2 separate regions of the Homo sapiens genome follow, and region 1 is linked to region 2. Evidence: chromatin contacts called from ENCODE Hi-C data. All regions are on one chromosome and are shown on one strand. Each heading gives the region's core, a stretch centred on a gene start or an enhancer-like site at or near the end of the contact. The rest is flanking DNA. Distances are from core to core; before and after follow the strand shown. Region 1 holds the start of MARS2 (methionyl-tRNA synthetase 2, mitochondrial). Region 2 holds the start of OSGEPL1-AS1 (OSGEPL1 antisense RNA 1).

Region 1 (5,247 bases), core at 1,876-4,375, 7.9 Mb before region 2:
CTTAGAGAGATTCCTAAATCCAGTCTGAGATTCCTGAAGCATTGGTCAGTTCCTCCTTTCACCATCACCTTCAACGAATGCAACAGAACAGATCTGAATAAGGTACTTACGAACTTTTAAACTTTAATAACTTAAGTTAAAAGAGCAAAAGAAATAATCAGTTAAAATTACCTGAAAGTTGTGTATTAACATTTATAATAACTATTACACAATTTCTATATTGTATTAAAGATCCTGATTGACCAAAAGAAATCATGAGGTAAATTATGCACATGGATAACAAAATTAAGACTATAAGAAATATAAAGAAAACATTGCCCTTTTGAACTATTTACAAATTTTTAAATCATACCTGTAACCTAATGTTACTAAAGTTTAAAATTTTTAACATACCAAGTGCCTCAAGAGTTTTATAATTTATTATATAAACAACTTGATACATTTACTTATTCACTTATTAAACATTTAACAGAGTAAATGTCATTTTTCAGTAGTCTGAAAAAGAACGAGGATTCTGATAAGTTTGGGGGGGTTTTTTGCTTTCCATTAAAACAATAGTGGTTGCAAAGCTATCCCTTATTTTAAGAAAAGCAATAAAAATGTAAAGATCTGCAAAATTAGAAAGCAGAAAACTAATTTATTCTAAATATTCCGAATCCTCAATCTTTAGTAAGTAAATGTGTGAGATTAGAGCCATCTACCGGTTGAAGTGTGATGTTACACAACCCAACTGTTGGACTATTAACAAAGCAGGGAGACTTAGTTGTAGGAATTTAAATGGGGATACACATGGGCAAAAATCATCTGGTCTAGGACACTGGTTCAAGGGTTTAATAAAATACTCTCTTTTTATCAGGAAACCCAACATGTGTAACAAAGTAGGATCCCCCTGTAAAACCACCAGTAAGGGGCCTCCAACCCTGACCCTCAAAGAAAGGAGTCACTAATTAGCCTGAGAAGCAGAGGCCAGGCCAATGAAAAACCAGCCACGAGAGGTAGTTTGGGCAAATAACTGTGGTTTGGAAGGAGGCACAAAGAAGGAACAGCATTAGCAACACTGTCTCTTACCCATCTTTCCCCTGAAGACATCTTAGACACACAATGCACAAAGGACAGTGATCAATGGTCACAGAGAAATGAATAGGAGCAGGCACCTGAAAGGCTACAAACCTCTTTTCACAGGGACACAGCTTATGTGCTCATTTGATTCCACACTTAAGAAAATACTAGTATAACTTTCCTGAAAATAAAAAATAAAAAGATAACACATTTGCTTTTTTACCACAAGCCGGTAAGAACTGAGTTTCTAGGTCCGGTGGGCTTTCACCAGCCAAGTCCTGGACTGGTCTAGTCTTGGAAACAAAAGCCCAGTTTCAGGTCCCAGCCTCCTCCCTTCAAAAGGGCATGGATGTCCATAGAATCGAGGCAAGAAATAGAGCTCTCCAAGACTCCTCTCTGAGGCAGAGACCCCCAGCCTAGACAGCAGCTTGTCAGCTAGGCTTGGGGTGACAGGCTGCAGCAAAGTCCCAAAGACTCGCAAACATTCCAAGGCCACATGAAGCACAGTACCCAGCCAGGGAGCATCCACTGGGCTCTCCCAGTTCAGCTTCCATGGTGCATGCCTTTGGACAAAACCATTAGTTTGCCGGACACAGCTGGACACGGCCTCCAGAGCCTTATATATCCGAAAGTTATCATAGTGGTCTGCTACCTGCTTTGGCAAAGTGGCCACTGCGCTCACCAGAGCATAATCCTCTGCCTGAGCACGAACTGACGGCCCCACCAACCCTGGCTCACTAGGGAAGCAGGTAGTGCAGAAGGCTGGGTAGGTCTCAGAAGGATTTATTCTTTTGGCAGTGCATCGGTTCAAGAGACCTCCCAAGGCATCTGCCAGCTCGGAGTTCAGCAACTTAACCACCTTTTCATCATAGTAGTCACAGTCCCAGTTGGGGACGCCCTGCCGAAGGAGAAAGTAGCGGAAGCCATCCACGGTATAGCGGTTAAGGCAAGTCCTAGGATCCACCACGTTGCCCAAGCTCTTGGACATCTTTTGGCCACAGACTGTCCAGTGGGAATGGACACAGATGCGCTGTGGCGGGCTCATGCCGGCCCCTAACAGGAAGGCAGGCCAATAGATGGCATGGAATTTGAGAATGTCCTTACCTATGATATGAGAGGTGGCCGGCCACCAAGATTTGAACTCAGCATTTGGGTAGCCAATTACAGTGAGGTAGTTGACCAGGGCATCCAGCCATACATAGATGGTCTGCGAATCATCCCCGGGCACCGGAATGCCCCAGTGCAAGTGGCTACTTCTGCGAGACACGGACAGGTCGGGCAGCTCCTCGTCCAGCCACTGAAGAACTACGTGATGAAATGGTTCGGGGGTGATCGCCTGAGGGTTGCCCCGCAGCCACCGCTGGAGTGGCTTCCGGAACTGGGAAAGCCTGAAAATGTAGTTTTCTTCCTTGGTCCAGGAGACTGGATGCCCGCTCTCGAGAGATACAGGAAACGAATCCCCCGATGGGCCCGGCTGCTGGGTGACCTTGGCCTCAGGCAGGAAGCACTCGTCGGAAGCGCAATACCAACCTTCATAGACGCCCTTGTAGAGCAGACCGCGGGACTTAAGCACCCCCCAGAAGTGCTGCACAGCCACCCGGTGCCGGGCCTCCGTGGTGCGGATGAAATCTGTGCAGGAGATACCGGCCTCCTGGAAAAGCTGCTGGAACTGCTCAGAGACTCGGTCGCACAGCTCGGTCGGGGCCAGGCCCGCGGTAGCTGCTGCCTGCTGAATCTTCAGCCCGTGCTCGTCGGTACCAGTGGAGAATCGCGTGGCGGCCGTGCTGGGACCTCGGAGGCGACGGTGGCGGCATAGGGCGTCCGCCAGTAGTGCCGAGTACAGGTGCCCGATGTGCGGCGCCGCGTTCACGTAGAAAATGGGTGTAGTGAAGTAGGCGCGCACATCACAAGCATCATCGCCGGCACTGAGGGAGCCCGAACTGTAGTAGCGTGGGCCGAAGTCCTCCAGGAGAGACAGCCTACTAGCCCCCGTGCGTCCTAGCAGGCGGAGGACGGACGTTCGCAGCATGGTGCAGACCGGCCGCAAGCGGAGGAGGCGGCGTTCTGACAGCACGTGTGAGAGGCGCATGCGCAGCCGGGTCGCGCCGCAGCTTCCGGCCGGAAAGCCAATGAAACGCGGCCCCGAGCGCCGGCCCTCACCGCCCTCCCCGCCCGGCCCCGCCCCGCCCGCGCCTGCGCCGTCCGCACGCCGAAAGCCGCGGCGCCAGAGGCCGCCAATGGACGGCGGCTTGCCAGAAAAACAGCTCAGAGTTGCCGGGTTTAGGAGAGGCTATGAAAGAAGACGAACCTCTTTGCCTTCGTATAACATACTGTGTTTCCTGCTTTGGATTGTAATTTTATATTTATGAATCTGTTTCCCCCTCTAGGCTGAGCTGCTTGTAGGCAAGAGTTTTATATTCAGCCGTTTGTCTAAACCCCGTCCGTGGCTGGCATACTGCAAGACAGAGTATTGCTCTGCACATGCCCTGTCGATATCTAAAATGTCACCTAAATTTTATCTCAGAGCCTAAATCAATCTGTAAGGGAGGGAGAGAGAAAAAAGATGAAAAATCATTACCTACAGCATTTTGAGAGAAGGATAAGAACTGAGAATGGAAGAGAAGTCTTTAAACAGTTTTTGTTGAATCAACAAAAGTAGATTTGTGATCTGCCAAGTTCTTGCCAAAGTTTATTGAGATCCAGGAAAGTAGAGTGCAATATGCTGTCACTGTGCATATAAAGAATAATTTTCAAATTTATTTCTCAAAAAGTTAATTTTTTTAATGGTCTTGAAGTTCTTTTAAAATAGTGTTTCTCAAGTTTGCTTTTAGTAATGGAACCTTAGAATTTTTTTTAGGGGAGGAAACCTCAGGAGCCCAGAATTGAATTAATGTTAATCCCTAGTTCATAACACACTCTCATCTTTGATCTTTTTTTTTTAATTTAATTTAAGTAGCATATACATTTAATAATAAAATGGAGCAGCTATGAACCTACAACCCAATCTAAGAACTACAAGTGGTTTCAGAGTGTGGTCCCCAGAGCAGCAGAACTGGCAGCACCTGGAACTTCGTTCGATATGTATATTCTTAGGCCCCATCCCCCACATACTGAACCAGAAAACTCTGAGGGTAGGGCCCAGTAATTTAGATTTTAAGGTGATTCTGATGCACATTAAAGTTTGAGAAACACTGAACTAGAAAATTACCAGTGATTTAGATCTGTGTGCTCCTTTTCTTCTCGTACTGTCCTCCCTGAGGTAGTCATTGTCCTGAATTTTGTTCTTGCACATTTGTGTGATCACATACAAAGTATGTCTAAGTAACATTGTTTAATTTTGCTTGCATTTAAATATTCTAAAAAGGATATAATACTACATGTAGTCTTCAACTTGCCTTTTTATTCAACATTTTGTTGCTATATTAATCCATGTTGTTGCATGTAACTGCATTCATATGTTCTTAATACATGTTGCATGTAATTCATTCATTTTGACTGCTGTATAATAACCTTTGACTGAACACATATGGTAACTTGGATCTGATTTCTCTAGTGATATGATGAAAGGTGGACCAATCGAATTCTGTATAAGAGATATAAAAAATAACTTTGGATACTCAGTTGATGTGCTCTTATTTAATCCAGCAGTTTAAGAATGACCTACAACCATCTGGTCTTCAACAAAGTTGATAAAAACAAGCAATGGGCAAAAGACTCCCTATTCAATAAATGGTGCTTGGATAACTAGCTAGCCATATACAGATGAAACAGGACCCCCTTCCTATACCATATACAAAACTCAACTCAAAATGGATTAAAGACTTAAATGTAAAACCTAAAACTAAAAACCTTAGAAGGTAACCTGGGAAATACCATTCTGGACATAGGACCTGACAAAGATTTCATCATGAGGATGCCAAAAGCAATTGCAACAAAAACAAAAATTGACAAATGGGACCTAATTAAAGAGTTTCCGCACCACAAAATAAACTATCAACAGAGTAAGCAGACAATCTACAGAATGGGAGAAAATATTTTCAAACTATGAATCCAAGAAAGGTCTAATATCCAGAATCTATAAGGAATTTTAAAAATCAATAAGCAAAAAACCTCATTAAAAAGGCAAAGGACATAAACAGACACTTCTCAAAAGAAGATAGACATGCGGCCAACAAGCATATAAAAAAT
Region 2 (5,258 bases), core at 420-2,919:
CATAATAACAGCATTCGGACTCAACACTGGCCAAGAGTGCCTAGACGAGGAATCTACCAATGATAGCACACACAATAGGATCTTGCTTGTCTTGACAGCACAGAAGAGCATTGGGATATACTTGCTGAACATAATTGGAATTGTAAGAAAAATAATACCTGATGTGAAAGGTTTTATGTTCAAACTGGATTCCAGTGTATAACAGAAATAAGCTCTGACCTCTCTAACCGTATGACTAATTTTTCTTAACTTTTAGGTTTTAATTTTTCTTTTTTCCCTTGTTTAGGCCAACAGTGCACCCTAGAGAAAATGTGAGTTATTTTCTCTTCTAGCAGTTAAGAAAACAGACTCCAGTGCCAGATGTCCTGACTTCTAATCCTAGCTTTGCTTTTCCTAGTTGTGTGACCTCCAAAGCACCCAAACTCTGTGGCCCAGTTGCCTGTAAAATGAGGACAGAAACTATTTCATGGGATTTTGAAAGAAATTAATCTACAGCAGGTGCCTGGTACATAGTGCCACTTTATCATTATTGTTACACATAAATGAAATTTTTGAAAAACATAAGTTCCAAATAAAAAACCTCAACCATATTCTGGTAATTATTTACTTATTTATCTGTATCCACCTCTAGACTGTACTCTGTGGCTTCCCAACATGTTGTTATGGGATTTACTCATCTTTTATACCCAGAGCTTCACAACGTGCAAAGTGCAGGTATATATGCCAGCCCTGTACAACAGTGGATTCTAAGGTCCTTGCTTACTAAAATCTTAAATACCAGCAGGGGAAAAGCCTGACTCTTGGAATAAATCTGTCCAATGTTCAAAACAAAGTTCACAAACCAATAAAAGAAAAAAAAAAAAAAAAGCAGGTGCAAGACTTTGAAAACATACCATGCTGAATTTCATGTACATAGTAAGGAAGGACAACATAATGCATTATGAAAATAGGATGGTTTAAGGCAACTGAATATTTACCACAGCCTTTTTTTTTTTTTTTTTTTTTTTTTTGAGACAGAGTCTCGCTCTGTAGCTCAGGCTGGAGTGCAGTGGCGCGATCTCGGCTCACTGCTACCTCCGCCTCCCGGGTCCCAGTTCAAGCAGTTCTCCTGCCTCAGTCTCCCGATTTTTTTTTTTTTTAATTGTAAAAATAAGCCAGCCCCTTTCTTCCTAGTGAAGTGGGAGAAACGGTTTACACTGTCCGATGAGAAACACTTCCGTTCTTTGGTAACCCTGCTAGGGGGCGCCGCTAGATTCCATCCTATTTCTCCGATGAAAGTATCAGGTACCTCACCCCTAAGTTTAGATTTGATGATAGTTCCCTTAAAAATGAATGACGAATAATCTACCCCATCCTTTTCTCACAGTAGCAACCAAATTCCAGCCAAGGGCAAAAAAAAAATTTCTTTTTAATGTAGCTTAGTGTTTGGAACTTGATGTTGTGTAGTCAGACAAACCTGTATTCGGCCTCCGCTGGATCAGTCACTAGCTGTGTAATTTTACAGAACTCTCATCACCTGCAAATCTGGGGGAAATGCAGGTGCGCACAGAGAGCGTTTTGGGCAAAGACGGCCTTTAAGCTTTTCTTCACTAAGCATGCCGCTCGCTAGCGGAACAGCAGCCAGCTCTGGACGGGACCTTGCACAGTTCCGATGACATCACTTCCGGGCGCCAGGTTCGGGCTTTCTCCTGCAGCGATAAGGGCAGTCGACAGTCTTTAGTAGGGAAAGGAGACAAGTGCTAGCTACTGCCGCCCAAGTGGAAGGTGGGTGAAATTGCTCACTCTTCACCCCACTGACGCTTTTGCGCACCTGGAAAAGCGGTTCCAGTTTGCGCCCGTCGCCGCCTTACAGCCGACAGGAGACCAGCGCTACCCAAGTCACGTGGGTTCAGCCTGCAGCTTTCTTGGCCCGAAAGGGTAGTGCTTCGTACAATCCTCCTTGTCCAGATTTTGTTAATGCAAATCTAATTCCTCTAGGTTGTGTCTGTCTGGGCTGCACTGCCCGCAACTGCCTTCTGCAAATAGGTCGCTCATCTCTAATCCCTGGGATGCCGTGTCCCTTTAGTGTGGTGGAGAAAGGCCCTGCTTTAACACCCAGAAAGTTTTAGAACGGATGATCTGGGGGCATAAAATTAGGTGCTTCGCAGTGTGAAAATACTAGTGTGCTTTAGTGATGGGCTGCTATTATTTTGGGGGAAAAGGATTTGGGAAGATCCTTGTTATGACAAAACCTGTAGCAAAAAGTGGAGATTTAATTCCAAAGATTGCAATTAAGGATAAAATAGGTGTTAGGTTGCAGTTGGCGTGTGTGTGTTTATGTTAACTCTTGTTTTTGAACCAAATGATCCAGTTTTATTTTGAAAGATGTTTTTAGGAGATGGAATACATTAACAGTATTTTTATCTGTTCCATCTGCCTTTGTTGTTTGATTCTTTTTAGAAAATCCACATTTTGTCTTAATTTTAGCTGTCAAAAAATAAATAGCACTTTTCAGAGGACTCTATCAATTATTGTACTTTATATTAGCTGTCTTAATAGTAAGTCTTTTGGTAGGAACAGCATGCAAGTAATAATAATACTAAAAAATTTTATATCTGACCCCTGTTTTCCCCCTTGGAGAACATTATATTCATTCATAATATTATTTATATTCCCATGTTGCTATAGCCTTTACAAACTTTTGGTGACTTTTACAAACTTTCCTGTAATTCTGTAAAACTATATATTGAAAAATAAGCTGGCTAATGTCAGTTGCAAATAATAAGTTGTTTCTGTAATTCTTTTTCAGGAATTATCTATAGAGTAAGTATGCTAATCTTGACTAAGACTGCAGGAGTTTTTTTTAAACCATCAAAAAGGAAAGTTTATGAATTTTTAAGAAGTTTTAATTTTCATCCTGGAACACTATTTCTTCATAAAATAGTATTGGGAATTGAAACTAGTTGTGATGATACAGCAGCTGCTGTGGTGGATGAAACTGGAAATGTGTTGGGAGAAGCAATACATTCCCAAACTGAAGTTCATTTAAAGTAAGTAGACATTATCTTAGTCATTTCCACTTTTTTGGAAAAAGTAAAATCATTCTTTTGTATTTGTCATATATAAAAGTTTTCAGGAGCTACTGTCTTATTCCTTTTTGCAAACACTTTTAATAACTGCTATAGAAAACCTCAAACACTTCATCCTGGCTTTTAAGGGTCTTCACAATAAGGTCCCAACCTTAACTAATCCTGTTGCCAAAAGAAACTGAGCTCATTCCCAGCTTCCGTATTTATTGATTTTCCTTCAGTAATGCATTCCTTCTTTTCTCCACTTCTATGTTTCATGGTCTCAGCTGAAGTCCTAGGAAAACTGTTAGTCATTGAAAAAAAAAATCCTATTCATATTTATACATATAACTTGTATTAGTACTTAAATAATAATACACTGTTGTATTAAAGCATAGAATGGTGCAAGGATTATAAACTGTGATGTTTATAGAGGACTACCAGGCAGGTTACCTAAATAAATGGACAAGATAAAAAGTGGAAAATGTCTGGAGGAGGTCACTACTCAGCTCTAGCCAGTTGTCATGTGGGAATGCAGGACCTGTGTTATTAGATTATTATAATTTTCAAGGGAAAATGGAAATCCAGATTTTTTTTTTCTTTTTTTTTGGTGAGACAGAGTCTCACTCTGTCACCAGGCTGGAGTGCAGTGGCATGATCTCGGCTCACTGCAATCTCCGCCTCTCGAGTTCAAACGATTCCCCTGTCTCAGCCTCCCAAGTAGCTGGGATTACAGGCACGTGCCACCACGCCCAGCTGATTTTTTGCATTTTAGTAGAGACGGGGTTTCACCATGTTGGCCAGGATGGTCTCAATCTCCTGACCTCTTGATCCACCTACCTCGGCCTCCCAAAGTGCAGGGATTACAGGCGTGAGACACCGCGCCGGGCTGGAAATCCAGATTGTTAATGTATTTGCAGATTTTTTACATTAGTAGCTAATTTAGAATATATTAAAATACTCTTGGGAGGTGGGGGGCGCCCCCGCCCAGCAGCCGCCCCGTCTGGGAGGTGGGGGCGCCTCTGCCCGGCAGCCGCCCCGTCTTAGGGGTGGGGGCCCCTCCGCCTGGCCGCCACCTCTGGGAAGTGAGGAGCCCCTCTGCCCGGCTGCCACCCCGTCTGGGAGGTGTACCCAACAGTTCATTGAGAACGGGCCATGATGACAATGGCGGTTTTGTCGAATAGAAAAGGGGGAAATGTGGGGAAAAGAAAGAGAGATCAGATTGTTAATATGTCTGTGTAGAAAGAAGTAGACATAGGAGACTCCATTTTGTTCTATACTAAGAAAAATCCTTCTGCCTTGGGATGCTGTTGATCTATAACCTTACCCCCAACCCCGTGCTCTCTGAAACATGTGCTGTGTCAACTCAGGGTTAAATGGATTAAGGGCGGTGCAAGATGTGCTTTGTTAGACAGATGCTTGAAGGCAGCATACTCGTTAAGAGTCATCACCACTCCCTAATCTCAAGTACCCAGGGACATAAACACTGCAGAAGGCCGCAGAGTCCTCTGCCTAGGAAAACCAGAGACCTTTGTTCACATGTTTATCTGCTGACCTTCTCTCCACTATTGTCCTATGGCCCTGCCAAATCCCCCTCTCCGAGAAACACCCAAGAATGATCAATAAATACTAAAAAAATAAATAAATAAATAAATAAGAATAAAATACTCTACAGATGAGTATACCTTTAAGCTATCAATTTACAACATCTGAATAGTGAAAAAGCCTGGTATTTTGGAATCACAGTCCTGTATTTGAATCCTGAATTAAGCACTTGGTATTGGCTCTGTAACTGTAGGCAAGTTCCATATCCTCTCTGATTCTGTTTTCACATCAGTAAAATAGGAAAATTGGCTGGGCGCTGTGGCTCACGCCTGTAATCGCATCACTTTGGGAGGCCGAGGCAAGTGGACCATGAGGTCAGGAGATTGAGACCATCCTGGCTAACATGGTGAAACCCCATCTCTACTAAAAATACAAAAAAAATTAGCCAGGCGTGGTGGCGGACGCCTGTAGTCGCAGCTACTTGGGAGGCTGAGGCAGGAGAATGGCGTGAACCCGGGAGGCGGAGCTTGCAGTGAGCAGAGATCGCGCCATTGGACTCCAGCCCGGGCGACAGAGTGAGAGTCTGTCTCAAAAAAAAAAAAAGGAAAATTAACATCTGCCTCATAGAATTACGGGAGGGTGGCATTAGAAATAATGTATGTAAAG

The links. A loop is a pair of places that touch in the nucleus more often than their neighbours do. Pooled maps may share reads with other maps.
Region 1: a map of B cell shows a loop between it and region 2 (24-fold over the local background). The contact joins the promoter of MARS2 here to the promoter of OSGEPL1-AS1 in region 2. A Hi-C loop is called at or near these places in 3 of 168 maps with a recorded cell type or tissue (B cell, CD4-positive, alpha-beta T cell and CD4-positive, alpha-beta memory T cell) and 3 of 50 pooled maps.

Annotation. Positions count from the first base shown.
Region 1 is chr2:197,703,247-197,708,493 of GRCh38, reverse strand. It overlaps MARS2 (methionyl-tRNA synthetase 2, mitochondrial), which reads right to left and starts at 3,125. Exons shown (of 1, transcript NM_138395.4): 1 at 99-3,125. The coding sequence starts at 3,088. The coding sequence ends at 1,307. RefSeq lists enhancers at 2,722-2,841, 2,882-2,931 and a silencer at 3,072-3,311.
Region 2 is chr2:189,759,191-189,764,448 of GRCh38, reverse strand. OSGEPL1-AS1 (OSGEPL1 antisense RNA 1) reads right to left here and starts at 1,669. Exons shown (of 2, transcript NR_102429.1): 1 at 1,457-1,669. It overlaps OSGEPL1 (O-sialoglycoprotein endopeptidase like 1), which reads left to right and starts at 1,657. Exons shown (of 9, transcript NM_022353.3): 1 at 1,657-1,764; 2 at 2,789-3,029. The coding sequence starts at 2,809. It also overlaps a transcript of ANKAR not described here and a transcript of ORMDL1 not described here. RefSeq lists enhancers at 982-1,728, 2,015-2,174.